Regions from separate parts of the Homo sapiens genome. Here all the other regions are linked to region 1. The links are chromatin loops, found by intact Hi-C in ENCODE. Cell type or tissue: PC-3. All regions are shown on one strand. Each heading gives the region's core, and the rest is flanking DNA. Links, peaks and the distances in the headings are about the cores only. Region 1 has its middle 39 kb from the start of IATPR. Region 2 holds the start of ITGB1-DT (ITGB1 divergent transcript). Region 3 overlaps ITGB1-DT (ITGB1 divergent transcript). Region 4 overlaps CCDC7 (coiled-coil domain containing 7). Region 5 overlaps NRP1 (neuropilin 1). Region 6 overlaps NRP1 (neuropilin 1).

What was found. Peaks named below come from ENCODE experiments on the same cell type or tissue, not always from the same donor. Only the 100,000 strongest peaks of a DNase experiment are listed, where the experiment ranks them.
Region 2: a loop joins it to region 1, with 11 times the contacts of the local background. A loop is called at or near these places in 3 of 110 quality-filtered maps.
Region 3: a loop joins it to region 1, with 5 times the contacts of the local background. A loop is called at or near these places in 7 of 110 quality-filtered maps.
Region 4: a loop joins it to region 1, with 9 times the contacts of the local background. A loop is called at or near these places in 25 of 110 quality-filtered maps.
Region 5: it touches region 1 in a loop (6-fold over the local background); 2 of 110 quality-filtered maps call a loop at or near these places.
Region 6: a loop joins it to region 1, with 4 times the contacts of the local background. A loop is called at or near these places in 2 of 110 quality-filtered maps.

Annotation. Positions count from the first base shown.
Region 1 is chr10:33,153,676-33,158,783 of GRCh38, reverse strand. No RefSeq gene overlaps it. Among named protein-coding and RNA genes, the nearest start is that of IATPR, 39 kb to the right of the region's middle. In PC-3, for the core only: no CTCF peak of the experiment used is centred there; DNase peaks (open chromatin) are centred at 1,483 and 2,623; H3K4me3 peaks cover 567 bases; H3K27ac peaks cover 2,987 bases.
Region 2 is chr10:32,977,628-32,982,735 of GRCh38, reverse strand. ITGB1-DT (ITGB1 divergent transcript) reads right to left here and starts at 185. Exons shown (of 3, transcript NR_184020.1): 1 at 51-185. RefSeq lists enhancers at 1,359-1,921, 1,974-2,063, 2,114-2,163, 1,922-2,484. In PC-3, for the core only: no CTCF peak of the experiment used is centred there; DNase peaks (open chromatin) are centred at 755 and 1,985; H3K4me3 peaks cover 1,889 bases; H3K27ac peaks cover 3,215 bases.
Region 3 is chr10:33,029,722-33,034,829 of GRCh38, reverse strand. The region is part of intron 2 of ITGB1-DT (ITGB1 divergent transcript); the gene reads right to left. It also overlaps the pseudogene RN7SL847P. Among named protein-coding and RNA genes, the nearest start is that of ITGB1-DT, 50 kb to the right of the region's middle. In PC-3, for the core only: no CTCF peak of the experiment used is centred there; a DNase peak (open chromatin) is centred at 2,079; H3K4me3 peaks cover 1,506 bases; H3K27ac peaks cover 1,742 bases.
Region 4 is chr10:32,793,377-32,798,484 of GRCh38, reverse strand. All of the region lies in intron 30 of CCDC7 (coiled-coil domain containing 7), which reads right to left. Among named protein-coding and RNA genes, the nearest start is that of SNORA86, 110 kb to the left of the region's middle. In PC-3, for the core only: CTCF peaks have their summits at 889 and 2,697 (motif pointing left); a DNase peak (open chromatin) is centred at 2,694.
Region 5 is chr10:33,271,407-33,276,514 of GRCh38, reverse strand. The region is part of intron 2 of NRP1 (neuropilin 1); the gene reads left to right. Among named protein-coding and RNA genes, the nearest start is that of NRP1, 61 kb to the left of the region's middle. In PC-3, for the core only: no CTCF peak of the experiment used is centred there; DNase peaks (open chromatin) are centred at 1,984, 2,994 and 4,364; H3K4me3 peaks cover 1,329 bases; H3K27ac peaks cover 4,000 bases.
Region 6 is chr10:33,235,695-33,240,802 of GRCh38, reverse strand. The region is part of intron 6 of NRP1 (neuropilin 1); the gene reads left to right. Among named protein-coding and RNA genes, the nearest start is that of NRP1, 96 kb to the left of the region's middle. In PC-3, for the core only: no CTCF peak of the experiment used is centred there; DNase peaks (open chromatin) are centred at 1,346, 1,982 and 2,692; H3K4me3 peaks cover 430 bases; H3K27ac peaks cover 4,000 bases.

The DNA of each region.
Region 1 (5,108 bases), core at 504-4,503:
CGGCTCACTGCAAGCTCCGCCTCCCGGGTTCACACCATTCTCCTGCCTCAGCCTTCCGAGTAGCTGGGACTACAGGCGCCCGCCACCGCGTCCGGCTAATTTTTTGTATTTTTAGTAGAGACGGGGTTTCACCGTGTTAGCTAGGATGGTCTCGATCTCCTGACTTCGTGATCCACGCGCCTCGGCCTCCCAAAGTGCTGGGATTACAGGCGTGATCACGCCACCGCGCCCGGCCAGTCCATTGTATCATTCTTATGCCTTTGCGTCCTCATAGCTTAGCTCCCACTTACGAGTGAGAACATACTATGCTTGGTTTTCCATTCCTGAGTTACCTCACTCAGAATAATAGTCTCCAATCCCATCCAGTTGCTGCAAATGCCATCATTTCATTCCTCTTTACGGCTGAGTAGTATTCTATGGTATATCTGTTTATATATCTATATCTATCTATCTACCACATTTTCTGTATCCACTCATTGATTGATGGGCATTAATGACTTCTTTTCCTCTGGGTAGATACCCAGTAGTGGGATCAGCTTCTTTTTTTTTTTTTTTTAGTCTTGTCCTAAGGCAAACCCATAGGCTTATTTAAGGCAAAGCAAGATTACAGATCTTTAATATTCTTCATTGATCTCTTCTCTGTGGCTCTTCCTTGGAAGAATCGTTTTGAGCTAATTCTTACTGTCCTACGGCAGGGCAGGCTCCTTCCTAAGCCAAGGTCAAGCAAACACTTACCAAGACGCAAGGAAGAGGTAAAGGTGCCTTGGTGCCCCCTCTCTCCGTAAGTGCAATTAGACAGTTGCCCATTTCAATCTGAATATATACAGCTTGACTAACTGACTCGCAGCCATGCCGTCCATTCATTTCCACTTGAATATGTACCATCCCCTGAAGTTTATTATAAAAAAATTGACCCGTACCAGGTTTTTCACTATCAGAGAAAGAATCAATGCAGTAACCTTGAAATAAAATTTTAAAAAATTATGAATGTCTGTGGCAGTCATTTTTCACCATTTTGTGGCCTTACATTTTTGTGGCTTTTGCTCATTTTAATATGCTGCTTGGGTGCCATGATCCCTTTTTGACAGAGAAAAAACAAAGGTGGTAACCACCTGACCAAGTTCACCCAAATAAACACATAATGGCCAAGGCAGAAATGAAACCTGGCTCCTTGCAGAGAAACCTGACTCCTGAAATTCACTGTCACTTGTTTCAACTCTTTTTTGTACTCAGCCTTGTCTCAAAGACTAATGGTCTCTATTTCTGTGCAGCTCCAGGAGGAGTTGTTAGTGAGACACAGAGTGGAGGGAAGAATAGGATTTCAGAGGGGACAAGAAGGAAAATGCCGGAATCTTGCAATATTAAATCATGGAAATGGAGATGGGAACATATAAGGTCCCGTAATCTTAGAGGTTCACATAGCATTAGCTCTTCAAGAAATAGTATCGGAATATGATGCAATCCCAGTGGGACTGAAAATGTGTCATTTCCTGTTGAGGAGCAATGACTTTTAGGTATTTGGTGCCAATGTGTCTGCATGCTGTTCTAATAGGAAAGAGAACAAGACATTGGTGGGGATCATTGCTGTCAGAGAAGACTCAGGAGTATATGGTCCTTCCTAGCACACTCGAGGGTAGGGTCTCTGGATGATACTACAGAGCATTTTCACCTCCTCTGGTATGAAGATTTTCAGAAAACCAGCTGGTGACCATCTCACTCCATACATAAAGGAAGTGTGGGCAAGATGGTGTAGAGGAAACCCAGCAATGGACTGGACTGATTGAAGAAAAGAATCAGGAAAGAAAAGCCGTTCCTCAAGAGCCTCCTAAGGAATCTTGGTTATTTAAGATATTTCTATAGAGACGATGGTATAGACTAATGTTTATGGGAAGTGCCATATACAACTACATCCCTCTTGAAGAATCTCAGTGTATCTCACCACACTAAAGCCATTTTGATATGCTAAAGTACACTTTAATCCAGAATTCCCCAAATTTACTTACTCATGGAAAAATTTGCATATTCAATACTTTGATAATGTCCCCATTCTAAGAAATGGTTGAATAGCAATAGACTAAGAAACATATTTGTTTGTACAAATGAATATCAGGGCACATTATGGTTAGAAACTTTACCCCAAGATGTAAAGAAGTGATTCTTGAGACATTTGGTCTCATTGAGCAAATAAAGGACCAAAAAAAAAAAAAAAAGCCTTAGAACAGTCTCGATATGCAAGACTGCGATGTGCGATGTACAGGAATCTCTTAGGGAGAAATTCTTGGCCAGAATTTACAACTTGTTCCCTATCCGTTTCTATCAACAAATGCTTCATGCTAATGAGTCTGGCGTTATCACTCATCATCATCTCCATGTTAATCACCGTGATTGCCTCAGTTGTGCGTTTATAACACTAAGTTAAACAATGCAGACAACACTTTCTTCTTCCCTGACTGTGACAGTGTATCATAATTGAGTCATTTCTGCCCCCCTGGTCACCTTGGTATTCTCGGAAGTGCATTCTCTGTATATTAATCCTCTAGTTAAATATTGATAGCAAGCCTCTGCCTTCATATTTACTTTGTTGCTCCATTATTGCTACATACGTGGTGATTATTTGTTTCTGTCTTTTCAGCCTGTTTAATCAGGACTGAGTCAACGTTCTCTATGTTTAACCTTCTTGTCCAATCATTGTTGGAGAGTGTTTTGGAGAATATTCTGAAATCAGCTTGGAAAGAATTCTCTGCACTTGGTGTATGCCCCATCATAACCAGTAGGGGTCAGAAGGGCATTTCTCTCTGGGGTCAGGTGGTTGGTGGTGAGAAAGCAAAGTCCTGGAGGCATTGTCTTGGGTTGAACATCTCTCCTTAAACATTGTCTCCAAAAAGTAGATGAGAGAGAGAGACAGAGAGAGAGAGAGAGAGAGAGAGAGAGAGAAATGTCACAGGGCCAACCTGACAGCTCTTGTGTTTTTAATGGAGTGTTGGCCCTGGAGCTCTCACAGGATATGAATTTGCAACAAAAGTGGCTATCCCAAAAAGGGCTATGGAGTGGCAGAAAATGTGCCTGCCAAAAATAGAGACCTGGGTGCGATCCCTGGTCTTGATGAGTGTCTATTGGAGATTTCTGGGCAAGTAACTGAACTCTTTCCATTTGTGCCAGCTGATCACGGTCTTGTGAGAGCATTAAGTGATACATGAACAGGGAGCATATTTGAAAATACACCATTCTCTGCTACTACAGAAAGATGCACTAAAGCATAGAAATGGAAATATCATCCTTGAAGGCAAGCAAGTCATTCTGCTTTAATGAGAATGGTGTGTGTGGTGGCAGTCTTCAGCTCCAAACTGAAAGCTGTGAACCACCCCCAGAGCAGAAAGACCACCATTGCTTCCCATATGTGTGTATTTTAGGAAGGGGTGATGATTAAGTCTTAGACACCATTTTTGTCACTACCAAAAGAAAAAGACTAAACAGATGTTCTCTGGGCCCTTTCCAAGCCCTGGTTTATTTTGTTCATCAGTGACTTCGGAAGTCTCTTCCCGACCCTTCACTCTTGCAGAAGAGAGGCAAGTAAGAAGTGAATCTTTCAGAAGATGACAATCTGATTTCCAACAATAGTGTCTTGCAGTTTAAAGATTTTAAATAAGTATCATTTGCAAATACATTGTTTAAAGTTTCCCCAGAGATTGCTAGTAAGGCGAATAGCCCTTTGCATTGGTAGAGAAGGAGGACAGAGTCCTAAGTTTTCCAGCGATTTTCAGGTGATCCCTTCCATTCTCCAAGTCCAGGGGAATTTGAGGCTTCTGTGGCATTAGTGATGCCGACAGGCATAAAAACTGAAATCTGAATATCTAAGCTCTGAGTAGTCTGCTTGTTTTGTGTTTGACCCATTATTCAATGGTTGGTGAGTATTTGCCATTCCTCTAAAACTTCGTATTTTGTCACGTTGCCATACTTCTGGAAAATGCCTGGAATACTCCCTCCCCATTCCCTTGGGATTTTCTACTCATTCTTGGAGCTGCAGCTCAAATTTTCCATTCAATGAGATTCTTCTTTGTCCCCGCAAGTGAGAGAGAGAGAGACAGCCACCATCTGTGTCTCCAGAGGGCCTTGTACAGGCGCTATTTATAGCAGCATCATATTATAATTAAATTATGTATTTGTTTTCTGTATTTGTCAGGCTATGGTCAATAAAATAAAGCCCTTTCCAGGTAGTTCAACAGGAGGAATTTAATGCAATAAGCCAGTTACAAAGATGTTGAGAGAGTGAATAAACCAAAGAAGACGTAAGGGGGCATCTCAGATTTTAGTTACACTAGGAAGCTGCTAGCAGTCACAGGGCTAAAAGAACAAAGGTAAAGCATAAGCTGTTACCAGAGCCCAGCAGTCAAGGCTCCCTGGCTAGATCTGGTCCAGTGGAACTAGGATCACTGGAACACCACCTGAAGCAAAGAGAGATGGGGATGATTCTCCCACCATCTACCCAATACCCATCCTCCAATCTCAAGCCAGTGTCCCCACGGCCTTAAACAGAGACCAACGCCTGTTGCTAAGGCTATCTGGGAAATGCAGATTTCAGAGAATGGCCAAGGACTGGATGTGACAGCAAAGAAGCAAGTAACTGCCTCCCATACCCATCTCTCTCAGTAGACACAGAGTTTCATTCTGATTTCTCCAGCACAAGAAAGATACTACACGAGTTTGCTGAGTAAAGTGCTGAACTGAAAGTAAGATCCATTTCCTTTGTATTCTTGTCAAAGGAGCTTATGCCTCTTTAGAAAAATAATACCAACCTTCTTAGCCTAGCCTAAACCATTTTCTTTTTTCCTCCCTTCAGTTACGGTGTTTCCATCTTTGTCTGTTGGCTTTGTACAGTCTACACATTCTCAAACTTCCAGGAGGATGAGAAGCCACTGGTAATCTTGTTTGAAATTTGCATTGAATTTAGTTCTCTGCTCCCAAGGGCCCTGCTCTGTAGGCCAGTCAGGCTAAGAAAGGAGCTGCTTTGCTCTCAGAAACTTTTTAAGTCTTTTCGTTACCAATTTGCCAGCGTGAGCACATAATGAGGTCTTGGAGTAGCAGATAGGGAATTCGTTTCTCAGCCAAGT
Region 2 (5,108 bases), core at 469-4,468, 180 kb after region 1:
GTCTGACCAACATGGCAAAACCCTGTCTGTAATAAAAATACAAAAATTACCTGGGCGTGGTGGCGCATGCCTTTAATCCCAGCTACTCGGGAGGCTGAGGCACAAGAATCGCTTGCATCTGGGAGGTGGAGGTTGCAGTGAGCCAAGATCGCACCACTGCATTCCAGCCTGGGTGACTACAGAGTGAGATTCTGTCTCAAAAAAATAAACAAAAAAACCCACAAAACTCTCAGTAGATAAAGATACGTAGACGACCAGGACTGTCTGATTCATACATCTGTTTAATATTTACTGAATATCTATTATGTGCCAGGCCCAGATCTAGAATCCAGGGATGGCCAGGCACGGTGACTCATGCTTGTACCCCCAGAATTTTGGGAGGCCAAGGTGAGAGGATCACTTGAACCTAGGAGTTCGAGGCAGCAGTGTGCTGTGATCATGCCACTGCACTCCAGCCTAGGAGACAGAGCAAGACCCTATCTCAAAAAAATAAAACAGACTAGAATCCAGGGGTGCAATGCTTTTAGGGAACTTAGTAATATTCTTAGGTAGTGAGAAAGAAGCCCAAGTGAATCTTTCAAGTTGTTCTTCCTACCTTTTATTCTCAAGCCCTTTGTCACTTAGAAAGGAAACATCTGGTCTTTTCTGCCCTTATCTGAATCCTTTTGAGAGAATAATTCATGTAGATTTTCTCACCTTTGGCCTTGTCACTGTCGTCATAGATAATGTGGCTATTTCAACAAAGGGCTAGGCTTAGCCAGAGAATGTAATTTTACAAACTTTATTTCCTGATGCAGCCTGCAGCTCACAAACAAGGCAGGAAGTGCTGCTCACAGTGAACTTGGCTGGCTGTGGCTGCAAATAAAATGGGAGCCTTCAAACATTGCTGACCCAGCGGCCAGATCCTATTCCCTGGGGTCCTGGCCCTACCAGGGCATGAGAGGCCGCAGAGCAATGGGCTCCGAATTAGGACTTTGTTCACTTTGGAAGTTGAGGGATAGAATATCCCCCTTACAAATGGGAATTTAAGTGTAAACAGCTCTGTACTTTCCCAGGTGACCCTGCTTTAAAAACAAGCATATAAACATTTCATTTTTAAGGAAATAAAATTATAAGAATCTTTCTACCTTTGTAGGTTTGTCTAAATTAATACAATAAATGAGTTCCTTTCTTGGCTCAAAGGGACTAGGTTGGGAAAAAAATATCATTGTTCATAGAATTTTAGAGTGGGAAGGGCTCTTGGAAATCATCTAGTCTGGTGACAGGGAAACCTGGCTGCCCATGGAAATGACATGGACAGCCTTCAAGAATAGACATAGCTGGGCACGGTGGCACATCTGTAATCCCAGCTACTCTGTAGGCCGATGTGGGAGGATCCCCGGAGTCCAAGAGTTTGAGACCAGCCTGGGCAACACAGCAAGACCCCTGTAAGAAATATTTCCGGGCGCAGTGGCAGGCACCTGTAGTTGCAGCTAATCGGGAGGCTGAGGCAGGAAGATCACTAGAGCCGGGGAGGTAGAGGCTGCAGTGAGCTAGGCTCGCCACTGCACTCCAGCCTGACAAGAGAGCTAGACACTATCTGAAGACAAAACAAAGCAGAACCCCAGGCCCCTCCTGGGCCAGCTGTATCGGATTCCCAGGGCACTGGCATAACACATTTTATCTACTCAAACATCGACTTCTTTCTTTAGTTTATTACCCCCATAGAAAGGTCAGTGAAGCTGGAGGAGAAGCACTGACTGCTGAGAACTGAGAACATCTTCTGGGGAGATGAGAGGTCAGTAAATAGATAACGAAGGCAGAAACGGCAGGCGCGTCCGTGGCAGAGGAGCTCCTGACCAGGACGCCAGCGCAGAGCGCCAGGGTTTATCTGAGCAGCGTCATCGCTTCCTGCGTTTCTGGGAGTCCTGCCCCGGGAGGAGTCCGGGCGCTGCCCCTGCCCCCACAAGCCCATATTCCTCCTCTCCCGCACTGCATTGCAGACCTAGGAGGGCACTGAGAACCCAGAGAGCCCTGCCGAGCCGTGATGCAGCAGCGGATCTGACAAATCCGCCCGGTGCACAGAGCACGTGACTCATTGTGATGTGTCAGTGAGTCGGCGGCTGGACGCGGTTCCGCACAGAGCTCCTAGCCCTATCCCTCCCCGAAGGCGATGACAGAGGTGTAGGCTCCTAGAAGCTGCCAGGCCTTGCAGCAACGCTGCACGCAGGAGACGCACCTAGGGCAGAAGCTCAGCCAGTAGCTTCGGGCTGGCTTTTCTGCTTCATGCAGGTGAATACAGAATGCCTTTGTTTCCTTCCCTCGGTCCCACCTCCAGTGTAGTAAAGCTGATTTTTCTTAGCAGAGAAAGAGCAAACGTTAATTTTCTAAAAAAGATACATTTTTAAAAAGGCAAACTTAAATCCAATTCAAAGAAGAATGCATTGCTCTGACTGAGTTATCCAATAAGATGCATTTATTCAACAGATACATTGACTACCTACTAAGCACTAGACACCGTTTTAGGCATTGTGGAACAAAACAAGCAAATATTCTTGCTTTCTGAAACTTATATTCTTTTTTAATTTTTTTTTTTTTTGAGACGGAGTCTTGCTGTGTCACCCAGGCTGGAGTGCACTGGCACGATCTCGGCTCACTGCAACCTCCACCTCCCGGGTTCAAGCAATTCTCCTACCTCAGCCTCCCTAGTAGCTGCGATTACAGGCGTGTGCTACCACGACCGGGTAATTTTTGTATTTTTAGTAGAAATGGGGTTTCAGCATATTGGCCAAGCTGGTCTCGAACTCCTGGCCCCAAGTGATCCGCCCACCTCTGCCTCCCAAAGTGCTGAGATTATAGGCGTGAGCCACCGCGCCTGGCCTGGAACTTACATTCTTAAAATGCAAATCATAAATCTTGGTAATCTTGATAATTAATGAAACGCACATAAATGATGGTTTCCTTTCCCCGAATTAAGACCTTCCAAATGTTTATTGAAGTCTTCATATTTTAATATTTAAAGGAGCAGCAATTTAATTAAGTGGGAATATTTGAAATAGTGTGGCATCATAGCAAATAGGAAGAATTAAGTTAATTTCACTCTTCCATAATATAAAAGAACCCCTTAAAGCCACACATTAATGTGAAAAGCAAAGTTTAGTAAAATCTATGATTGAGGATCAAAATCCACAAACTATCAAATGCCACTTTTTTTTTACTCTGGAGTTAATCTAAAAACTACTGATTTATTATTTTAATATTACCAGTAGCTACCATTTATGGAGTACTATCTATGTGCCAAGCACTGTGCAAATATGCATTTTTAAAAATTAAATTCTTGCCATAAACCTTTGAGGCTGGTCTTGTTCTGCCCATTTTACAGTGATAACTGAAACACAGAGAGGTTAAGTAACAGGTCCAAGATCACACAGCTCTAGAATGAAATTCAAACCCAGCATCTGGTATTAATGAATAAATTCTAGTGCCTTGCCAAACCTTCTTGTGACTCTATCATGGATTACAGATGGGAAAATTATAACCTAGTGGTTAAGGGCTTGGTGTCCAGCACACTCGATTTGCATCCTGGCTCCGATGCTACAAAGCCAAATCATCACTGCCTCACTCGGTTATCCTGGGGATTATAGGATAATTCATTTGAAGCACATGGACAATTTTTGGGTCTTAGCTCCCAATTAATGTTAACCATGATAATGACAGTCAAAAAGATGTTGAAACTCAAAACCACAATGAGATATCATCTCACACCAGTTAGAATGGTGATCATTAAAAAGTCAGGAAACAACAGATGCTGGAGAGGATGTGGAGAAATAGGAACGCTTTTATATTGTTGGTGGGAGTGTAAACTAGTTCAACCATTGTGGAAGACAGTGTGGTGATTCCTCAAGGATCTAGAACTAGAAATACCATTTGACCCAGCCATCCCATTACTGGGTATATACCCAGAGAATTATAAATCCTGCTACTATAAAGACACATGCACACGTATGTTTATTGCAGCACTATTCACAATAGCAAAGACTTGGAACCAACCCAAATGTCCACCAATGATAGACTGGATTAAGAAAATGTGGCACATATGCACCATGGAATACTATGCAGCCATTAAAAAGGATGAGTTCATGTCCTTTGCAGGGACATGGATGAAGCTGGAAACCATCATTCTGAGAAAACTATCGCAAGGACAGAAAACCAAACACTGCATGTTCTCACTCACAGGTGGGAATTGAACAATGAGAACACCTGGACACAGGGCGGGAAACATCACACACTGGGGCCTGTCATTGGGTGGAGGGCTGGGGGAGGGATAGCATTAGGAGAAATACCTAATGTAGATGACGAGTTAATGGGTACAGCAAACCAACATAGCACAGTATACCTATATAACAAAACTGCACATTGTGCACATGTACCCTAGAACTTAAAGTATAATTTAAATAAATAAATAAATAAATAAATAAATAAATAAATAAATAATGATGATGGTTGTAGGCCAGAATCTTGACTTAGGTATAAACTCTCTTCTTATTTTAGTCTCCCAAATTTTGAAGTTTGAGTTCCTGAATCTTTAGAGGATAATGATAGTCATCAAATTGCTGTTTTATTTCTTTCTTGACTTATCATCACTGTTATCAAGTAGGTAATAGAGTGGTATGCTAAAGAGCAAGGGTTTGAAGCCAGGATAGGATGTAAATCTTGGTTCTGGAATGTGCTTGATGTGGAACTTGGACTCATCATTAAAGGTTTAAGCCCCTGTTTCTCAAGCTGTCTACAGTGAAAGATCAGGGTTTGTTTTTTTTTTTTTAACCTTTGTCCCTGCTTTTTTCTCCTTCCTTCACTTCTTCTGTTCTTCCTTTCTTGCTATTTCCCATCTGTTATGGACCAATACTTTTGCAAAATGCAATAAAAATATCTTAGCAATGCCAAATTGCTATAAATATTCCTCAATACTCTCAAGTTTTGTTCTAAATTCATTGTGGACTGTTAACAGCTTTTTTTTTTCTTTTGTTTTTTAGAAATAGAATGGGTGGGTCGGGTGCGGCGGCTCATGCCTGTAATCCCAGCACTTTGGGAGGCCAAGGTGGGTGGATCATGAGGTCAGGAGTTCGAGA
Region 3 (5,108 bases), core at 377-4,376, 120 kb after region 1:
GAGATCAGGCCATTGCACTCCAGCCTGGGCGACAATAGCAAGACTCCGTCTCAAAAAAAAAAAAAGAAAATCGAGACAGAGTGTTGCTCTGTTGCCCAGGCTGGAGTGCAGTGGCATGAACAGAAGGCTCACTGCAGCCTCAACTTCCTGGGCTCAAACAATCCTCCTGCCTCATCTTCCCAAGTAACTGGGACCACAGGTGTGCACCACCACACCCAGCTAATTTTTAAAAAATGCTTTGTAGAGATGGGGTCTCACCACATTGCCCAGGCTGTATTTGCAAATCCTTATAGTTGACTTGGCCCCTGTAGCCTCTTCCTAGACAGAGACCAATGTATTTCTGTGCCCTCAATAGCTTAGGTCCATTGCTCATTCTCGTAATCTTTATTTGGATCTTTTCTGGAAGTGGAGGCTCCTTCCATTTTCCGAGGAGTTCCATTGGAACTGGAATTTTCATTTCAAGAGGAACTGAGAATCTACAATGAACCTCATGATGTATTAAATATTTAAGAGGACCCATGGAAAGTATATCAGATAGGTCCACCCACCTCTTCTGTTATAACTACTCAGATGTCAGGAGTTCGAGACCAGTCTGGTCAACATAGTGAAACCCCGTCTCCACTAAAAGTACAAAAAATTAGCAGGGTGTGGTGGTGTGTGCCTGTAATCCCAGCTACTCGGGAGGCTGAGGCAGGAAAATCACATAAACCCGGGAGGCGGAGGTTGCAGTGAGCCAAGATCGTGCCATTGCACTCCAGCCTAGGCAACCGTGCAAGACTCCGTCCCAAAAAAAAAAAAAAAGATAAAAGAAAGAAAAGAAAAGAAAAAAATGTAATTAAATCTGGAAGTAGAAGATATTTATCATTTGGCCTGAGAAGTCAATCTAGTGTTTTTTTTCTTCTGTAGATAATACTATAAAATTATATATTTAATAGATATTTCATATGTAAGGACAGCAAATAAAATGAGATGGTGCACATGTGAACATATTTCTATTTATTTATTTATTTTTGATACAGAGTCTCATTCTGTTGCCCAGGCTGGAGTGCAATGGCACCATCTCTGCTCACTGCAACCTCTGCCTCCTGGGTTCAAGTGACTCTCCTGCCTCAGTCTCCCAAGTAGCTGGGATTACAGGTGCCAGCCACCATGCCCAGATAATTTTTGTATTTTTACTACAGACAAGGTTTCACCATGTTGGCCAGGCTGGTCTCAAACTCCTGACCTCAGGTGATCTGCCTGCCTTGGGAAAATATTTTTAAATTAAGAAAAATAATACAACAGAAAATACTTTGAAATTCCATGAAGTGAGGCTCTTTTACAGGAAAGATGGCACTATTTTATTTCATGTCTAACTAACAATTGAGGAAAAATATTCCATTTACAGTAACAAGTTTCCATACTCTTAGTGGTACAGAAGCAGAATATCTATAAAACACGGCTGAGGAATTTAAGAGAAGTATTTTCCTATGTCCCATATGAGCAAAACATTTACTGTTCTTTCATGTCATGAATCCAAAAGTATCTATATTATGTTTTATAATGTGTTAAAATCTATATAATGTAATTCAAAATTCATCCAGAGGATAATATATTTATGTATTCCTCAGGCAATTTTAGTTGAGATATTCATTTGGACTTTAATTTTAAAAATCATGCTAAGCTTCTATCCGCCTTGTTTCTCCTGTTTCACGGCAGAGAAAATAGTTCTAGCACCTGGGAAATCCATCAGATTCATCCCAGTGGAGGCTTTGAGAGCAGACACATCATTTTTTCAGACTTCAGTTGCCCTTCAAATCCAGTAAACAGAATTCCTTGTCTCATAACACAAGGATTTTACATGAGTATTTTATGTGTAATTTATCAGAATAGCTGCCAAGACATTCAAATTTGTTTTAAAAAGACAGGAGCTTTGTAGCAGACAGGCTCGGGGTTTAAAACCCAGATTTTGCATGCTCTTCATTTTCACTGCGTTCTCTGAAGTTCAGTTTATTGGTCATTGCCACGTTATGAGTCTTGTCTCATCCGGTTCCTCAACGCTCAAAGCCAATAATAATTGCTAACTATGACTAATATCATGTGGAAGGTCGGAAAGTTCACTGCTAACCTTTGTTCCAGCTCAAAATGTTTTCAAGGTTAATAGATTGATTTTGAGCTGAGATAGGATGCATTTATAAAATGGAAGAAAATGAAAAATTTGGCATCAGATCATTTTAAATGATTCATTTGTTACATCTGGATTGTAGCCATGAAATTCATTTGATATATATCACATCGTTATAGTCTAACCTAGATGCTGGAAAATAAATTAATGATACATTTTAACATCAGACAATTTTACATACACACACTCACATATACTCCAGGATGAGAATTAGGGCATTATCACTTATTGATCACTCTAGCCAGGAATATGACATATGTAAAATAGAGCCTAGCCTCTTTCAAAGACTGAGACTTCTCTAAAATACAGCTAAGCTAAAACTATAGTTCTAAGAGCCTGGCTACTAATTGCGTCCTTTAATCTCCTTGCTTGAAACAGAGAGACATAAAATCTCAGACCTTGTCTGAGTTCTGTGCTTGGTAGACTTTGGGGAGCCCTGGTTCCAGTCTACAGAGGTCTTCTGTTTTGCTCACACCCTTGGTTGGACTTGAGGAGGACTCTAGCGTCCCAGAAAGATCGTTACTACCAGCTGTGTCCGGGTTCATTTTTGCAATGAGTTTCTGAGCTTGACTTTCCATTTCAGTTTAGTGATTGGGGAAATCCCTGGCCTCTGGTGCTGGCCTGGACTTACAGTTTGGTCCAGCATTGCCATAACCTGGCCCACCAGATAAAAGGCAGCATTTCCTTGGAGAGTCTTCTGGTGTCATAAGATGTGTGGTCCTTATTAAGGACAAGTCAGCAGGGCATGGTGGCTCACAGCTGCAATCCCAACACTTTGGGAGGCAGAGGCAGAAGAGTCACCTGAGGCCCAGAGTTTGAGACCAGCATGGGCAACAGAGTGAGACCCTGTGTCTATAAAAAAAATTTAAAAAATTAGCCAGGCATGGTGGTGCTTGCCTGTAGTCCCAGCTACTCAGGAGGCTGAGGCAGGAGGATTGCTTGAGCCCAGGAGGTTGAGGCTGCAGTGAACTGTGTTTGGGCCACTGCACTCCAGCCTGGATGCCAGAGCAAGACCCTGCCTCTAAGAGAGAAAAAAGAACAAGTCACCAAGGCCTGTCGTTTCTTCCTTTCAAACGTTCAATTCACCATTCCTTCATGGTCCATGATATCTAGATTATTAATTTTATGCTCTCGCTAGATTGCCTTTATTTTCAGGCTCTTCCTTCCCATTTCCTAATTAATCAGCCCAACAACGATCAATATATTAGCCTTCCTCCAAAAACATCCCCAGTGACTTTCCCTTATCTACAGAACTGCTCACAAGCCTCTGGGCATGGCTCCCAAGGTTTCCTGCCTGTTCTGTGGCATCCCTGTTCCTTGTCTTGCGTTGTCCCCTCTGTTCCCCGGGAGCAGACAGATCTGCCATCTGCCTTTCACTCAGCTCTCCCATCCTAATGGCATGGGCATGGGCCATCACTTCATATGAATCTCCGATCTTCACCTCTGTACAATGGTAGAAATAAAACCTTCTTTATTAGTTGTTGTGAGGATTAAACGCACGTGGCGGAAAGGTCCTAAGACAGTTTATGGCACATGGCAAGGGCTCAATGTGCTTGTAAGAGGTCTTCGTTTCTGGCCCACAGTTTTTAATGCTTTTGGAAGACCCTCTACCTTTCCTAATCCCACCCACTCTTTAAGTCCTTGTGAGATTCCATCTCCTTCTCAAAGACTGCTGTGATTAGGCTGAAAAAAATCTAAAAAGCAATTTAGTGTTTGATCACATCCTATATTTTATTATTTTCAAGTTTTTCAGGGGTGATGGTCTTGCCTTCTCAACCAGATTATAAACTCCAGAAGGACAAACTAAAACCTTAACCTCTGTCATGAAAATCTTGGTCCTTCATGACCTCACCTGCTCCCTGCATTCAGTCCTTGCCCTGAATATTTCTGGGGGGCTTCAGAATGTGTCTACAGGGTTCATTAATATTTCCCCTTTGGGTCAGGAATGGTAGCTCATTGCCTGTAATTCCAGTGCTTTGGGAGACCGAGGCAGAAGGATCACTTGAGGCCAAGAGTTCGAGACCAGCCTGGGCAACATGGTGAGACTCCCATCTCTACAAAAAATACAAAAATTAGCCAGGTGTGGTGGTGCATGCCTGTAGTCCCAACTATGTGGGAGGCCGAGGCAGGAGAATCCCTTGAGCCCAGGAGTTACAGGCTGCAGTGAGCTATGATCATGCCACTGCTCTCCAGCCTGGCACACAGAGTGAGACCCTGTCTCTAGAATATATATATTTCCCTTTTGCAGTATCAGCCCCTGCTGAGCACTGCTATGCCTGCTGAAAACAGCCTCACCTGCAGTTCCCATACACTGCTTGAGGCATTTCCACTTGGCACTGTCACCCACATCAAGTCTGCTCAGCGCACCTGCTGCTCTGCCTGAAGGCTGTCATGACCACTGCTCGTCATCTCATTGGATGGGGCCCTCAAGTCCTGTTTCTTGTGTCTCCGATGTCTTATGAGAGCTTTTAGGAAAACAGTCCTTATTTAGGGAAACATTGTTCCTAAAATAGGACTTCATTGGAAGACAGCCAGGAAAAGAATCAGAGGGATACAAAAATAAAATAAAATAAAATATTAAAAAATTTACAAAAGAAAGAATCAGAGAGACAGATTCCAAATCACCTCATTCAACCTGTAGGCAAGGTTTGATTGCTGGGTTAAGTCTGCAAACCTGGTTGCCTCTTTCTTTTTGACTGGGTTTGCTTCTAGGCACCTCACTGCCTCAAGCAAGTAGACATCTAATGAGCTTCAGACCAGTGCAGCAGCCACACCTCATTTCCAGTGCCAGCATCCGCTTATCTGCAAGTTGGATCCCGGCTTCACATTCTTGAACCCATCATGGTGCCTGGCTCTCTGCTGGGCTCACACATAAAAACTAGGCAAAGACCAATAGACCAACAATCTTAATCCAATAGCAGACATCAAGGTAATTCTGGGCATT
Region 4 (5,108 bases), core at 470-4,469, 360 kb after region 1:
ATAATCAAGTGGAGAGGATGACCCGTTCTGTGGACACCACTCAGCCTCTTTCCTCAGCCACGCCTGTCATTGCCCAATGGGCCCATGAACAAAGTGGCCATGGTGGCAGGGATGGAGGTTACGCATGGGCTCAGCAATGTGGACTTCCACTCACCAAGGCTGATCTGGCTACGGCCACTGCTGTGTGTCCAATTTGCCAGCAGCAAAGACCAACACTGAGCCCTCTATATGGCACCATTCCTCGGGGTGATCAGCCAGCTACTTGGTGGCAGGTTGATTATATTGGACCTCTGTTATCATGGAAAGGGCAGAGGTTTGTCCTCACCAGAATAGACACGTACTCCAGTTATGCGTTTGCCTATGATGCATACAATGATTCTGCCAAAACTACTATCCATGGACTCATGGAATGCTTTATCCACCATCATGGTATTCCACGTAGTATTGCCTCTGACCAAGGTATTCACTTTATAGATAAAGAAGTGCAGCAGTAGACTCATGCTCATGGAATTCACTGGTCTTACCATGTTCCCTATCATCCTGAAGCAGCTGGATTGATAGAAAGGTGGAATGGCCTTTTGAAGTCACAATTACAATGCCAATTAGGTGGCAATACTTTACAGGGCTGGGGCAAAGTTCTCCAGAAGGCTGTATATGCTCTGAATCAACACCCAGTTTGTGGTACTCGTTCCCCCATAGCCAGGATTCATGGGTCCAGTAATCAAGGGGTGGAAGTGGCACCACTCACCATCACCCCTAATGACCCACTAGCAAATTTTTTCCCTTTTGTTTTATTTTTTATTTATTTTTTAAACTATGTTTTTATTTCCATAATCATTGGGGAACAGGTGGTGTTGGTTATATAAGTTCTTTAGTGGTGATTTGTGAGATTTTGGTGCGCCCATCAGACGAGCAGTATACACTGCACCCAATTTGTAGCCTTTTATCCCTTACTCCCTCCCTACCCTTTGCTTTTGAGTCCCCAAAGTCCATTGTGTCATTCTTATGCCTTTGCATCCTCGTAGCTTAGCTCCCACTTATGAGTGAGAACATACAATGCTTGGTTTTCCATTCCTGAGTTACTTCACTTAGAATAATAGACTCCAATGTCACCCATGTCACTGATAATGCCATCAATTCATTCCTTTTTGTGGCTGAGTAGTATTCCATGATATATATTATATATGTATATATACACATATGTATATATATACGCATATATATACACACATATATATACGCATATATATACACATATATATGTGTGTGTGTATATGTGTGTATATATATACGTATATATATACACACACACACATATATACATACACATACCACAGTTTATCCACTCGTTGATTGATGGGCATTTAGGTTGGTTCCACATTTTTGCAATTGTGAATTATGCTGCTTATAAACATGCGTGTGCAAGTATCTTTTCATATAATGACTTCTTAGAACAATTCTGAGGTCACCTTGTTTCTTCCCCCGTCTTAAGTAGATTGTCTTTTAAATTTTGTGTGGAATTTTTGGAGGAGAGGGTAAAGTCTGATGCCCCTAGAATTCTGTATATTTAAAATAATTTTAAAAGGCCAGTAAATTTCACCAGGTTATTTTTATATGTTATTAATTCCCAATTTGTCCTGGGATGTCTTTTCGACTTATAAATTTGGGTCATCCATTATTGTAAAATTAATTCTTCAATTATGCCTTATAATATATTGTACATTTTATTTATTCTTCTTCAGGAATTCCAAATACTGAATTCTGGGAAATAGATATCTCATAAAGTGTGAAAAGCAAGTGCAAAGGTCCTCTGATGGAGTGAAATATAAAACATTTGAGAAACTGAAAGAAGCATTTTGGGCATGGCAAATAAGTATCATTGCTCCATGTTTCTAAGATCTATTCTCTGCACAGAAAGTTTAGGAAACTACATTGCTAAATCCATTTCTCTGTATTTTTCTAAGATAGAATTTACCAAAAAAAGATATCCATACTATATTTGGGAGATAGAAGATATGCCATTATCCTTTGCACATAGTTGCAGCCAGAAATGCAGGCAGATGTGAGGTTTGTAGCAGAATTATCTGTGAGCAAATGAGAACCCACAGACTTAAGACAGTTGGTGGGAGATTACTAAACAATAATTGAGTATTGAAAGCTTCTGATTTTAAAATGTTGGCATAGAAGCAATCTGGCTTTACTCCCTTTCCCCCACAGAAAGCCATAAAGAAATATACAGCATCAATATTATGACCAGCAATATCCAAGAACCCATTATGAGAATGAGACAATTTTTAGGACCACAGAGAAGCAACAAAAACTCAAAGCAGACAGCGACTTGTCCCTGCCTCAATCCCTGGGAAGAATAAGAGAGCCTGAAGTGAGAAATATCCCTGAGGACAGAGGAGACAGAGGGAGAAGTAAGCCTATCATCCTTAGCCCTCAAAACTGCTCTGTAACTTGGCCAAAGGGGATGTCAAATCAGTGGCTACTAAGAGTGGCTCTCAAAGGCCCAAAACAAATATAGGATCCAAACGCAGCAAGAGAAAATTTAATAACATATAAGAAGCACTATTGTGTAGGAGGTATATTCCACAGGTCCTCTGGGCACAAACTTCCAGCTACCCTTCCCACACCTTTGGGAACCCCCACTTTGAGAAGGGCATTGCTTTGTTTACTAAGGCCAAGGGAAACCTGGGTTTAAGGCTCCACCTAGTGCCAAAAATAAGGCAGTGAAAAAAATTTAATATGGAAATTGCAAAGAATCTCTAAGCAAATGTATCTAATAAAACCCAAAACAAGCCAGACAAAGAAGACAAATAAATAATTAATCCTTAAATGCAAAGATACAGGAATACATCCCCAATAAATAACAGCAAACAAGGAACCATGACTTCTTCAATTGGAAAAGCAAAAAAACAATGACTGATGCTAATGAGATGATGAGAGTTTTCCGACCAAAAATTCAAAATAGAAGTTTTAAGGAAACTCAGTAGTCTACAAGATTACAAATAAAAGCAATTCAGAAATCTATCACAGAAATTTAACAGAGATTGAAATAATTTTAAAAATCAAACAAATCTTGGCGCTGAGAAATACATTTGCTTAACTGAAAAATTTTTAGAGGCTCTCAACAGCAGAATAGATCAAGCAGAGGAAAAACCAGTGAGCCTGAAGAAAACCTAATTGAAAATACAGAGTGAAGGGGGGAAGAACAAAGAATGACATGGAACGAAGATTGCCTACAAAATATTTAAAAACCTCAAAAGACCAAATCTAAGAATTATTACTGTTCAAGAGGAAACTGAGCAAGAAAAAGGAATGCAAAGTTTATTTTTAAGAATAACAGAAAACTTTCCAAACCCTGAGAAAGATATAAATATTCAGGTATAGGAAAGTCAGAGAAAACCAAATAGATTCAACTGAAATATTGAATCTATTCAATATTGATTGATCCAGATGCCAAGACTAAATGGGGAGAAATCTGGGAACCCTACATGGGGTTGCCAAGCACTAGGATGCTTTCCAGACCCTGAACAGCTCCTAAGGAAGGGACGTCTCTAGCCTGAGTAGGCTGCCATACCTAGAGAGAACAGGGCTGACTTTCCTATGGAACTGGGGAAAGTCTGATCTGTTCACCCTCACTATGCATTTGACAAAAGTCTAATATCCATAATCTATAAGGAACATAAATCAGCAAGCAAAAGCAAATAACCCCATTAAAATATGGGCAAAGGACATGTATCAAAAGAAGACATACATGCACCAACAAATATATGAAAATATATATGAAAAATTGCTCATTATCACTAATATTAGAGAGATACAAATCAAAGCCATGAGATAACATATCACACTAGTCAGAACAGCTACTTTTAAGAAGTCAAAAAAACAACAGATGCTGGCAATGTTGAAAAATAAAAGGAAACACTTCTATAATAATGCTGGTGGGAATGTAACTTAGTTCAGCCACTGTGGAAAGCAGTGTGGAAATTTCCCAGAGAACTCAAAATAGAACTACCATTTGTCCTAACAATGCCACTGTTGGTTATATACACAAAGGAAAATAAATCATTCTACCAAAAAGACACATGCACTCAAAAGTTCATTACTGCACTATTCACAATAGCAAAGACATGGAATCAACCATGATTGTCATCAACTGTGGACTGGATAAAGAAAATATGGTACAATACACCACGGAAATGATGCAACTATAAAAAAGAATAAAATCATGTCCTTTGCAGCAACATAGATGCAACTAGAGGCCACTATCCTAAGACAATGCAGGGACAGAAAACCAAATACTGCAATGTGGACACAAGGATGGGAACAATAGATACTGGGGACTGCCTGATGTGGAGGAGAGTGGGAGAGGGACATGGGTGGGAAGGCTACCTATGGAGTACTATGCTCACCACCTTGGTGATGAGATCTTTCATACACCAAGCCTTAGCAATATGCAATTTACCCATGTAACAAACCTCCACATATACCCTGAACCTAATATAAAAGTAGAAAAACAGGAAACTTTGAAGTTAAACTACATACTAGACCAAACAGGCCTAACTGACATTTAGAAACTATTTCACACAACTGCTGTAGAATACTCAGTTTTTGTCAGCACATGGAATATTCTCCAGAATAGATCATAGTTATACCACAAAACAGTCTCGATAAATTCAAAAATAAAGAAATTCTACCAAGCATTTTTTGAAGCACAATGTAATAAATGCACTACAATCAATAATATGACAAACCTTGGAAATTGTATTAACACATGGAAATTAAACAACATTTTCTTGAATAACAAATGTATGAATAAAGAAATTAAGGAAATGTAAAATTTCTTGAAACAAATGAAAATGGGAATGCAACATACCAAATGTATGGGATACAGCAAAAGTGGTACTAATAAAGGTTATTCTGTCTTTCTGATCTCATTCAGATGTTTTTTGATTTATAAGTAAATTGTAAAGCTAATATCAAAACACATAAGACTAAGAGACAGAAAGGGAGAAAAAAACATGACTAATATATACATTAAAATATGTACAGGTACTACAGTAATGGATTTATAATCCATTACAAGGCTTCAATTTATATTT
Region 5 (5,108 bases), core at 795-4,794, 120 kb before region 1:
CCTGGGATCATTGTAAAGACTAAATTAGATCATACATGTGAGAACATGCTGACATGGAAATTCCTGTGCAATGTCAAGAATTCTTGCCAGCCTTTCAGAAAATGGATCAAATCCAATTCACTTTAACTTTCTGGTCCTAAAAATAAATATCACACAGAGCATCTCATTGATCCAGTGGGTGGGGGAAGAAAAAAAAAGCAAAGCCCGTCTTTGATTCACTTCCAAGATAGTGTTGTTGTTGTTGTTGTTTTATCAACAAATGGAAAATAAGGCAAACAGGTATTGATTTGTTTATTTATATATAGGTAGTTAGTGCTTTTCAAAATAACTTTTACCTGATTATAAAGGACTACTTGTCCATTGTAAAAATTTTGAAAAATACAGAAATGAATAAGGAACATAATGTCACTACCCAGAGATAACCAATTAATGGCTTGGCCTAGTTAGTTCCGTCTAGATTTTTTCTGCATATGAATAAGAGTTGAGAATACACTGTATATAGGGTTTTATATTCTGATTTTTCACTGATTATATCATAAGCATTTTTCCTGTTATTTAAGAAACTTTTGTTGAGTTTTTTTTGTTTTGTTTTGTTTTTAATTTTAGAGACAGAGTCTTGCCCTGTTGACCAGGCTGGAGTGCAGTAACACAATCACAGCTCACTGCAGTCTCAGACTCCTGGGCTCAAGTGATCCTCCCACCTCAGCCTCCCAAGTAGGTGGGACTACAGCCATGAGCCACCATACCTTGCTAATTAAAAAAAAAAAAAATTGTAGAGAAGGTGTTGGGGGTTCTTGCTTTGTTGCTCAGGCTCGTCTCAAACTCCTGGCCTCAGGCAATCCTTTTGCCTCAGCCTCCCAAAGCACTGGAATTACAGGTGTGAGCCTCCACGCCTGGCCTGAACATGGTTTTTTTTTTTGGTTGGTGTTGTTTTCGTTTGTTTGTTTGAGACAAAGTCTCGCTCTGTTGCCCAGGCTAGTGTGCAGTGGCGCCATCTCGGCTCACTGCAGCCTCCACCTCCCAGGTTCAAGTGATTCTCCTGCCTCAGCCTCCCGAGTAGCTGGCACTACAAGTGCATGCCACCATGCCCGGCTAATTTTTTGTATTTTTAGTAGAGACGGGGTTTTACCATGTTAGCCAGGATGGTCTCGATCTCCTGACCTCGTGATCCACCCACCTCCGCCTTCTAAAGTGCTGGGATTACAGGCATGAGCTGAACACACTTTTTAGTGGCTGAATAATATTCCATGGTATTTGACATTATTTTGGGTTGTTCGCTTAGAACAGATTTCTAAAAAATGCTTTTGTTAAATAAGAGGCTATGACTCTTTTAAGACTTTTCATACATCATGATTAGAACATTGCAAGCCAGAACTATTAGGGGACGACTCTAGTGTAAAAACACTCAGAAACATAGATGCAGACTAATTGGCTCCTCCTAGCTCCACCATTGTATATTTTTATTTCCAAATCCTGTTTCTAATACTCTGGAAGAAAAATCTGTTCTCTTTTGTGGGATACGTAAGTTAATTCTTGGACGGCAGCACAGCGATCGTTTACAGGTTGTTCAGTTTGAATAGCTATTAATGCTCGTGCAAAATAAACCAAAGAGCCACAGAAACACATTTTTGCTGGTGAAAATTGTGTTCGCCAACATCATTTCTCACTCCAGCTTATGATGTCAGGCATCATATTTCTCCATTATTAATGTACTATGCCAGTGGGGGGAGGTCCTCTTGGAAGGAGATTAAAAAGACACCACCACCTCAAATCCCCCTTCCTAATAATGTGAGAATGTCCGGAAGCCTGGGGGGTTGGTGCAGTAGCTCACAGTGTCAGACAACACCCTGTGGAGGATTAGCTTCCTTTCCATTAACCATCTCCACTGTAGAGAGTCAGGGGTCACTTGTACTCACCAGAGAAAACCTGACTTAGGCAAAGTCACTATTCATCTGTTCAGCACCACATACCTATAAAGCCTCAGAAACCGCTATTCAGTGACTGAATACATTTCTCACCTTCCCATCACTTTCCCCTTACTTGGCCATTTTCCTAAACCCATAATTCAAACTTTCCCAAAGAAAAAAAATAATCTCTAGGTAATGCTCTTAAGAATTCTTAGAAAGAAATCTTTATTCTTTGAGCACTCTTCTGGGAAACCTAACCTGTGATTACTGTTAGGACTCAAAATGTTTCACCACCTGCATCTACGTAGATAGGATGAGGAGTCTGGGGAAATAATGGAGCCAATAGGCTTTTAGCTTGAGGAGCGTGGATTCTAAAGCCAGGGACACTCATGAAAACAACCACCTGGCGGATTACACCCTAACGTTGAAACTGTGGCAAAGTACCTTTTAATTGCAAAAGGGTTTAGGCAGAGATTTATCTTTGAGTTCCTTGGCAATAAATGTTTACCCACTTTACCACTGTTACTATAGAATGGGGAAGGTTTAAGGTAGAAAATTTAAGAAAAATAATGGGAAGATGCCTAAATGAGGAGGGAGGGGTTGGTCCTTCTCTGAATATTTAAAAAATCCACAACATGTTTACATTCCGAGGGTGGTAAGTGGGGAGGGTGAGGTCTGGGGAGGGACCTTCCCCAGATGGGAGCCCCGTCTGTATGTGAGCAGAGAGAAAAAGACCCTGCATAGAACGGTGGTGCCCTTTGGACCCATTCATAGCCTCCTTGTGAACTGGAGCTTTCTTTTTCCAGAGCAGGGACCCAGACAGACAGAGGGGTCAACTCTCTGACCCCTCCTCTAGCTTTTATGAATTAAATTCCTCAGACGTAATTCCCAGCTCTCATCCAGCGGCTGGAACACAGGGAGTGAATGAGAGCCAAACAGGTGCCTTCATTCTCACCTTTGCCGGGCTGCTGTGCTGTCGTGACTGGGGATCTCGACATCCCGAGCAATGCCGTGTTTGCCACACTGGCAACAGTAACAGAGCAATCTGCAGCCGGCTTCGGGATCGAAATTTGCAAACTCAGGATCCTGGGCTTCAGGCCAATGCAGGCTGGGTGCGTTGCAGTGGTGACACGTTTAGTCTCTAGGGAGGGATGCTGGCACACCAGCTGCATTCCTGGCAGCACGCTTGCCAGTGCGAAACTTAACGAGTGGAGCTGGTATCAACTCCAGAGGGAGACTCAAGCTGCTTCCTTAACTTCTTTGGCAATACTCCCCTCTGCAACTTGTGCGCAGTACACCCTCCTGAATATTTACAGGAGCTGCTATTTGCGATACTATTTGGGGCCCTGTTGGATAGTACTTTGAAGGGAAGTGCTAAAACGATAGCAGCCTTCCAGTTTACAAATGTAACTATAGTATTCCTGAATAATTCAATTTCCTAAAATTGGCACTTAACTGTGCAATGACTTATTTCTTGCTGGGAAGGGATTCTAATCCCACCCCCCACCCCCCACTCACCACCCCACACATACTTTTAAAAATAGCTTCTACTTTTGCCAAGAGGAGCGCCTAGTATTTACTATTGGAGGATATGTGAATTAAAATACCAGCTTCTTTCCCTGTTGCAATCCACCGGCACTATATTAGCTGAGTTCTCTGCTACCTGAGAGGAACGTATCCTCAACAGAAATGCCTTAGTTTTTCAGAATGCCTCACCCACCTCTCTTATTTGTGCTTGGAAGGCAACGTGAGCTAGAATTTGGCCACTTAGTATTCAGACCATGTCAGGATTCAAGTAAAAAGCCTATATTGCAGAGCTGGATGCACCGTCGCCAGGCCAAACACAGTCAACAGTTCAAATCACAGTTAAATTATAAGAAAGCGTGGGGCGAAACATGCAAACCTGCCTTGTCAATGAAGCAGTAGAGATAAAAGGAATTACTCCATAAATGCTAGCTTGTGGGGCTTTAATGAATACAGAGATGGTGTTCTTTCCAGCTACATCCCATTGATTATAAAGGCTAGTTAGGATTTTAAACATAATGCTTTCTTCTTCCTCCTCCTCCTCCTCCTTTTCCTCCTTGCCTCCCCTCCTCCTCCTCTTTCTCCTCCTCCTCCTTCACTTTTGTCTTCTTTTAACATGCAAAGCATTTCCCAAAGTATGGAGAAATGAACAATACCTCTGTGTATTTCCACAGTTTTGCAAAGGGACGGTGGTGTTAGCAGGCCAAGTATCTACTACTGGAAGCATCATATGTAGCAGAGGAAATGCAGTTAATACAATAATTCACATATGTTAATGCTTAGTTCCATCAATGTCAGCTTTATTTTCTTCTTGATATACACAAAGCTGGCACACAGTTTTAACTGATGAGGTAATGTCATTTTTAATTTAGAGAGCCTTAAGCTGTCCACTTTTACTAGTGATAGCATCGTTGCAGTTGTCTCCTGAGACTTTATGTAAACATAAGTCATGCGTCCCGGGCAGTTTGAGAAGAGATTGTTAAAGATGACATTGGGCATCATGAAGATTTCCCCCACTTTGATCTCTTTTAAATTGCCAGATACAGTTTATGTTACTGCCATATTTTAGCCATTCCTGAAATTAATATATCCCAGGACTTTTGAACCAAGTTAAGTACAGAAATAAAACAAAGGTTGGAAATGAATGCCTTGTAATGTTTTCATGTCATTTCAAGAAGAAAAATGGAAGATGAATCAGATTCTCTTGCTCCTAGGTGACTTGGTAAATAAAAAGAGAAGAAAGAGCAAGCTCCTAAGAAATACATAACACCAAATAGACAAAAGCTTTCTTATTTTCCTAGGGGACACTAGTGTATTGGTGATGGCTTTGTACATTTTAAAGATAAATAAGATCCAACTATCTCTTATCTTTGTGTTAACTTTTTAGTAATATTTTATTGTCACTTTCCTTACGATTTGTATCCTTAGTGTCATTATTAAGCCTGAATTTTAAATCTCATCACTTTTGTGGTATCAAGCGTTTCTTTCTCAAACAACGAGATTTCTTTAAAGACTCAAACAATGATATTCCTTTAAATATTCAGACTAGTGGGTATAAACAAAGTTATTTTCCATTTTTAACTAAACTTTTTCTTGGGAGAAATTATGCTCTAGAATCCAAGTGTCATTTGGGGGAAGATAATCTGTGTTTTAACTATTGGATGTGGCTACTGAGAG
Region 6 (5,108 bases), core at 711-4,710, 82 kb before region 1:
TCCAGGGTAGCATTCGTTATAACCTTAGGCTGGCAGCCGACTTTAATCTCAGTAATCCCATCAGCTCCTTGCAGGATTTTTAATGCCAAGGAGAGTTTTTTGGACACCTGCACTTCCAAGTTCTCCATCAGCACAGGAAACTCTCATTACCAGGAGAGGCCCACCTAGATCACTGGGAAATACATGGAAAATTGGTGTAAAAAGATGCTGTCAAACTTTATAGGCCAAGAGACTGATTTAGACCATCACCCTCATCTGCAAGTCTTTAGTTTCCAGAAATTCATCCTTGTGTTTGTTTTTGAAACCAAGCTTAAAGGGGAAGGTAGACAAATTAAAGCCATGATTAACTGCAAAACCAATAATCAGCAACGCATTTGTTTGTGCTGGAATAGACAGATGCTGTTTGAGTAAAAGTGTGTGTTTATCTTGAGCCACTTAGAAATCACCCAATCGTGCAGATAAAACTTTATGGGTAGCATAGAATAACAGCTTTTAAAAGAAAAATACACCTTACCTGTACATGCTATTTAATACTTTCCTAGTCTTTTAGGCATGAAAATTTCTTTAAACTGCTGAAAACCTGGAGAGGTGTGTGTGTGTCTGTGTGTGTGTGAATAACTTCACCTTGGAAAGGTGTCAGACATCCTTGCCTCACTGCACAGCCACCTCCAAGACTTCTTCCATGAGGCTTTTTTTGTGAGGCTGCTTCTCAGAGACCATGAGACAAAGAAACGCACAGATTGCAAAAGGCCTGAAGTCTATATTCATTTCCTATCCACAGAAAGCTCCAATTCCAACAACTTATAAAAGATCATATGTTAATTTGGTAAAACCATTTTGATGCGGTCACTCTAGTGATGCAGTCAAATTCTGATGTTGTTCTATTTTCAAAAATACAGGAAGGGTATGGGAGAAGTCTGAGATACCAGGTAGGTAAACATCTGATACATAAACATCCTGTGGACGTCATGCTTGCAAATAACCTTAGCTCTAAAATAAGAAGGTTGAGACGAGGTTTGAGTGAGGTATTTGAGAGCATAATAGATATAGCGAAAAATGTATTTAATCTCTGATGCCTTTGGGGGTAACTCCAGGAAGAGAACCACTATTAAGTTAGGGAGAGGTCATTTGAGAAATAAATAAAAAGGAATACTTCACACAGTGTGGACCTAGCCAGTGAAATTCATCAGTTAGCAGACTCTAGTTTTAAGTGGTGAACTTTTCAAAGGACTAGAAAGTTTATGATTTATTGTAATATTTGCAGTTAGAAATGCTAAGATAAGAGTAGTCACATTCCTAGCTTAAGGGTATAAGTCAGTTGCTCAAACACCTTAACATTGACTTTAATGACAGGCAGTTTGGAGGAAAGGAGTTTCAGATCTTGCCGGCAATGCCAGACTTACATAACATCGAATTTAAATTCAACAAACATTTATTGAGCATCTGTTAAGAATTAGGCACTATATGTGAAAATAGGTGAATCTGAAGTGAAGAAGACCCCCATTTTTTTTTTTTGAGACAGGGTCTTCCTCTGTTGCCCAGGCTGGAGTGCAGTGGCACGATTGCAGCTCACTGCAGCATCGACCTCCTGGGCTCAAGTGATCCTCTCCTCAGCCTCCCAAGTAGCTGGACTACAGGAGCATGCCACTACACCTGGCTAATTTTCTTATATTTTGTAGAGACAGGGTCTCACCAGGTTGCCCAGGCTGATCTTGAACTCCTGAGCTCAAGTGATCCACCTGTTTCAGCCTCCCAAAGTGCTGGGATTATAGGCATGAGCCACCGTGCCTGGCCTAAAGTGAAGGAGACTCTCTCTCTCCTTCAAAGGAATTATAATCTAGGTACTACTGGCAAAACTATGCGCACACATACACACACACACACACACACACACACAGAGGCACCCACTCCAATTACCCAAAAGACTAAGTAAAAAAATATTAGGTCACATTCTCATGGTTAATATGTGTACATATGCATCATCGTGATCTTCATAGTAGCCATGCAGAATGACTAAATGAGGTAAGCATTGGCATTTCTGTTTGAGAGTAGAGGAAACTAAGACTTGAATGGACTAAGTAACTTGCTTAACATTATCCAGGTCACTCCTGCAGGTCAAAGCTACAAAGCTACTTCTGGGGTCTGTGCTTTTTTCCACCATATGCTGCCTGCATCACCCCAGTTTTCTCTCTGTTGTACCAGAATGCATTGATTCATTTTAATGCAATCTGTTCACTCTGTATTGTGATTTACTATTTACTTGACTCTTTCCCTCACTGTCTAGAGGGCAGGAATCTTATCACCTTCACTCCCTTTCACCCAAGCACCTAGCACTTATTTGTGTTATGAATGAATAATAGCCACCCATGAAGTTCTCTCCACACTGGACTGGATATTAGAAACACAACTGCTCATCATTAGAAGATCATGCTCTGAACTCATGAACTTCTCCTTAAATGTTTGAGGCGAGAACAGTGTGATTTCAACAGAAGCGTGAATCTTTAAAGAAAGCATCCACAGTTTCTGTGCCATTTCATTGACAGGTTTTATTTTAAATGTAGACATCCACAGAGGATAGGAGCTGCAGCGTGTGCTGCTAGACTCAAGAGAGAAGTCTCGCTGACTCATGCAGGTTGAGGTTTTGTCTCATTCCCAGGAATGCTTGGACTCCCAGAGGCAGTGAAGCCACACATTTTAGCAGAATTACCTCAGCAGTGTGGTGCATGATCATGAACTTCAAGTTTACCTACAAGGAAGATTTCATTGTCCTTCTGTCACTAGCCAAACACTTCACAGCCTAGACTCCTGGACTACATAAAGGCCCATACAAAAGTGTTTGTGTGCATTTGTGTATGTGTGAGTGTGTGTGTTTGCAGTGGGAGAGGACACTTATCTTTGCTCTCCGAAGGAATTTTGCCATGAGATACCAGATAGAAGGAAAATATTCATCGGGCCGGGCCTGGTGGCTCACACTTGTAATCCCAGCGGGGAGGCCAAGGTGGGCAGATCACTTGAGGTCAGGAGAACTGCCTGGCCAACAGGACACAACCCCATCTCCATTAAAAATACAAAAATTAGCTGGGCATGGTGACACACCCCTGTAGTCCCAGCGACTATAATCACTTGAACTCAAGAGGTGGAGGTTGCAGTGAGCTGAGATCCACCGTTGCACTCCAGCCTGGGCAACAGAGCCAGACTCCATCTCAAAAAAAAAAAAAAAAAAAAAGAAGAAGGAAAATATTCATCATAGCAAATATTTTCAAATGTAAGCAATTGGGTGGGATTTGTGTGTGTGTGTGTGTGTGTGTGTGTGTGCGCGCGCATGTGTGTTTCTTCTGCCGTTAGTTCATCAAAGCTGGCCGCTTCTGCTTCCCCAGCCAAAGTCCAACCCCCTGTCCTATGAGGTCCACTTTGAATGGTTCAAATGACCTGTTTTCCATCAAGCCCTTTCTAGACCCTTCCAGAAGTAATTTTCCCTTCTTCTGAATCCCATAATGCCCCACTTATCACTAGGCTGACACTTTTTACTTTCAGTCTCATAACATCATTACCTCCACATAGGCTTGTGTGCTTCCAGATCCTGGCATACAGTAAATGTGTGTTGGATTTAATGGACGAAATGCTTTTATCTGGATACTTGGCATTCTTCAGTTTCGTGTAATTTCACACTTTTAGTTTGAGTGGCTACGATGTGTGAAGCTCCATGATTGGGCTTTGGGATGCAGCTGTGTGAGCAGACACTCTGGGCTCCATAGTTTATCAGTTGCTAGGCTCCAAGCAGAGGTAATAATTGCTCAGAAAGACCAGGAGTGTGAAAAAAAAAGAAGAAAAAAAAGGTCTTAATTGCGCTACGTCTCAGCTTCATTATCTATAAAACCTGTCTGCGGGACAGTTAAGAAAATGGAAGATGAGGTACAGGAAGTTAGCACTTAGTACAATACCTGACACATAATGGTTGCCCCAGAGAAGTTTTTAATAGTAACAAAAACAATAATCGTCAGCAATACTTTATCAACACAATACAGTCCTACTGAATTATGTGCAGAGATCACCAATTCTGCTACCATGTCTTAAAGTGGCTGAAATCCAAACCAGCCGTTAACTCATTCTTCTATTACTGTTACCCTCTTTGTTTTAGGGCTGACAAATATTAGGAACGGGTGACCTGTATACACACTCTATTTAATCTTACAGGGTATCTAGAGCTGTACCCTTGCAGTCAACCAGATCAGCAGCACTGAACCCAAACGTTTCTCTTGCCTACCTAACCCATGCAATTCCTACCCTCTCGGTCTTCTACTAGACGAATACTTTCCTAGCTTTCATGGATATTACACATAAACAATCAGATGGAATCAAGAGTTATATTAGAAGAGCACAATACCCACCCATGCCCTCTATGTAGTACGTGCTTGCTAACTCTTTATTAAGTAAACCCATCTAGCAAGAGCACATGCGCTGATTCTCCTATGAGGTTCTTGACCGGAAGATTTTCATCCCATGTATACATATTTGAGACTGATTACCATTGTTTTAAAACTGTAGCATACTTATTTTTTCTCTGTTAAGAAATTTCAGTTAGGCAATTTCTATCAGACAGTTTTTAAGTTAAAATCTTAGCCAAATTCCTAGGGATTACATTTGGTCTGTTCTGACAGCGTGTCCTCTTTCCAAATCAAAGGACTAGGCTCAGGTTTTAAATTAAATGTAACTTACAAATAAGCATTCAAAAAATGTTAATTAAAAGTATTAAGTCCCTGAATCTTTTACTGCCTGGAAAGAACTCCTAAGTCTCTTTGCAGGAAGGGGAGGAGGGGACATTAAAATGTCATCTTTTTGACCAAGCTGTTAAAGGTTTCCAAGGTATTCATCTGCAAGTTAACATGCAATTGAAGGAAAATATTTTAAAGGAGAAAAGATTTCACAGGTCGGCGTATGTCTTAAAAATGTAAAACAATCTTTTCTAAAGCATAGAGATGTAATCAGCCATTCTCTTTGACTCTACATAAGAGTTTCAAATTGCATTAGATGTTGATTACTTGTATTTCAGAGTGTATAGAAACCCCAGCACCATTTCATTTTCTCCCTCTTTGTTATCAGAATGTAGT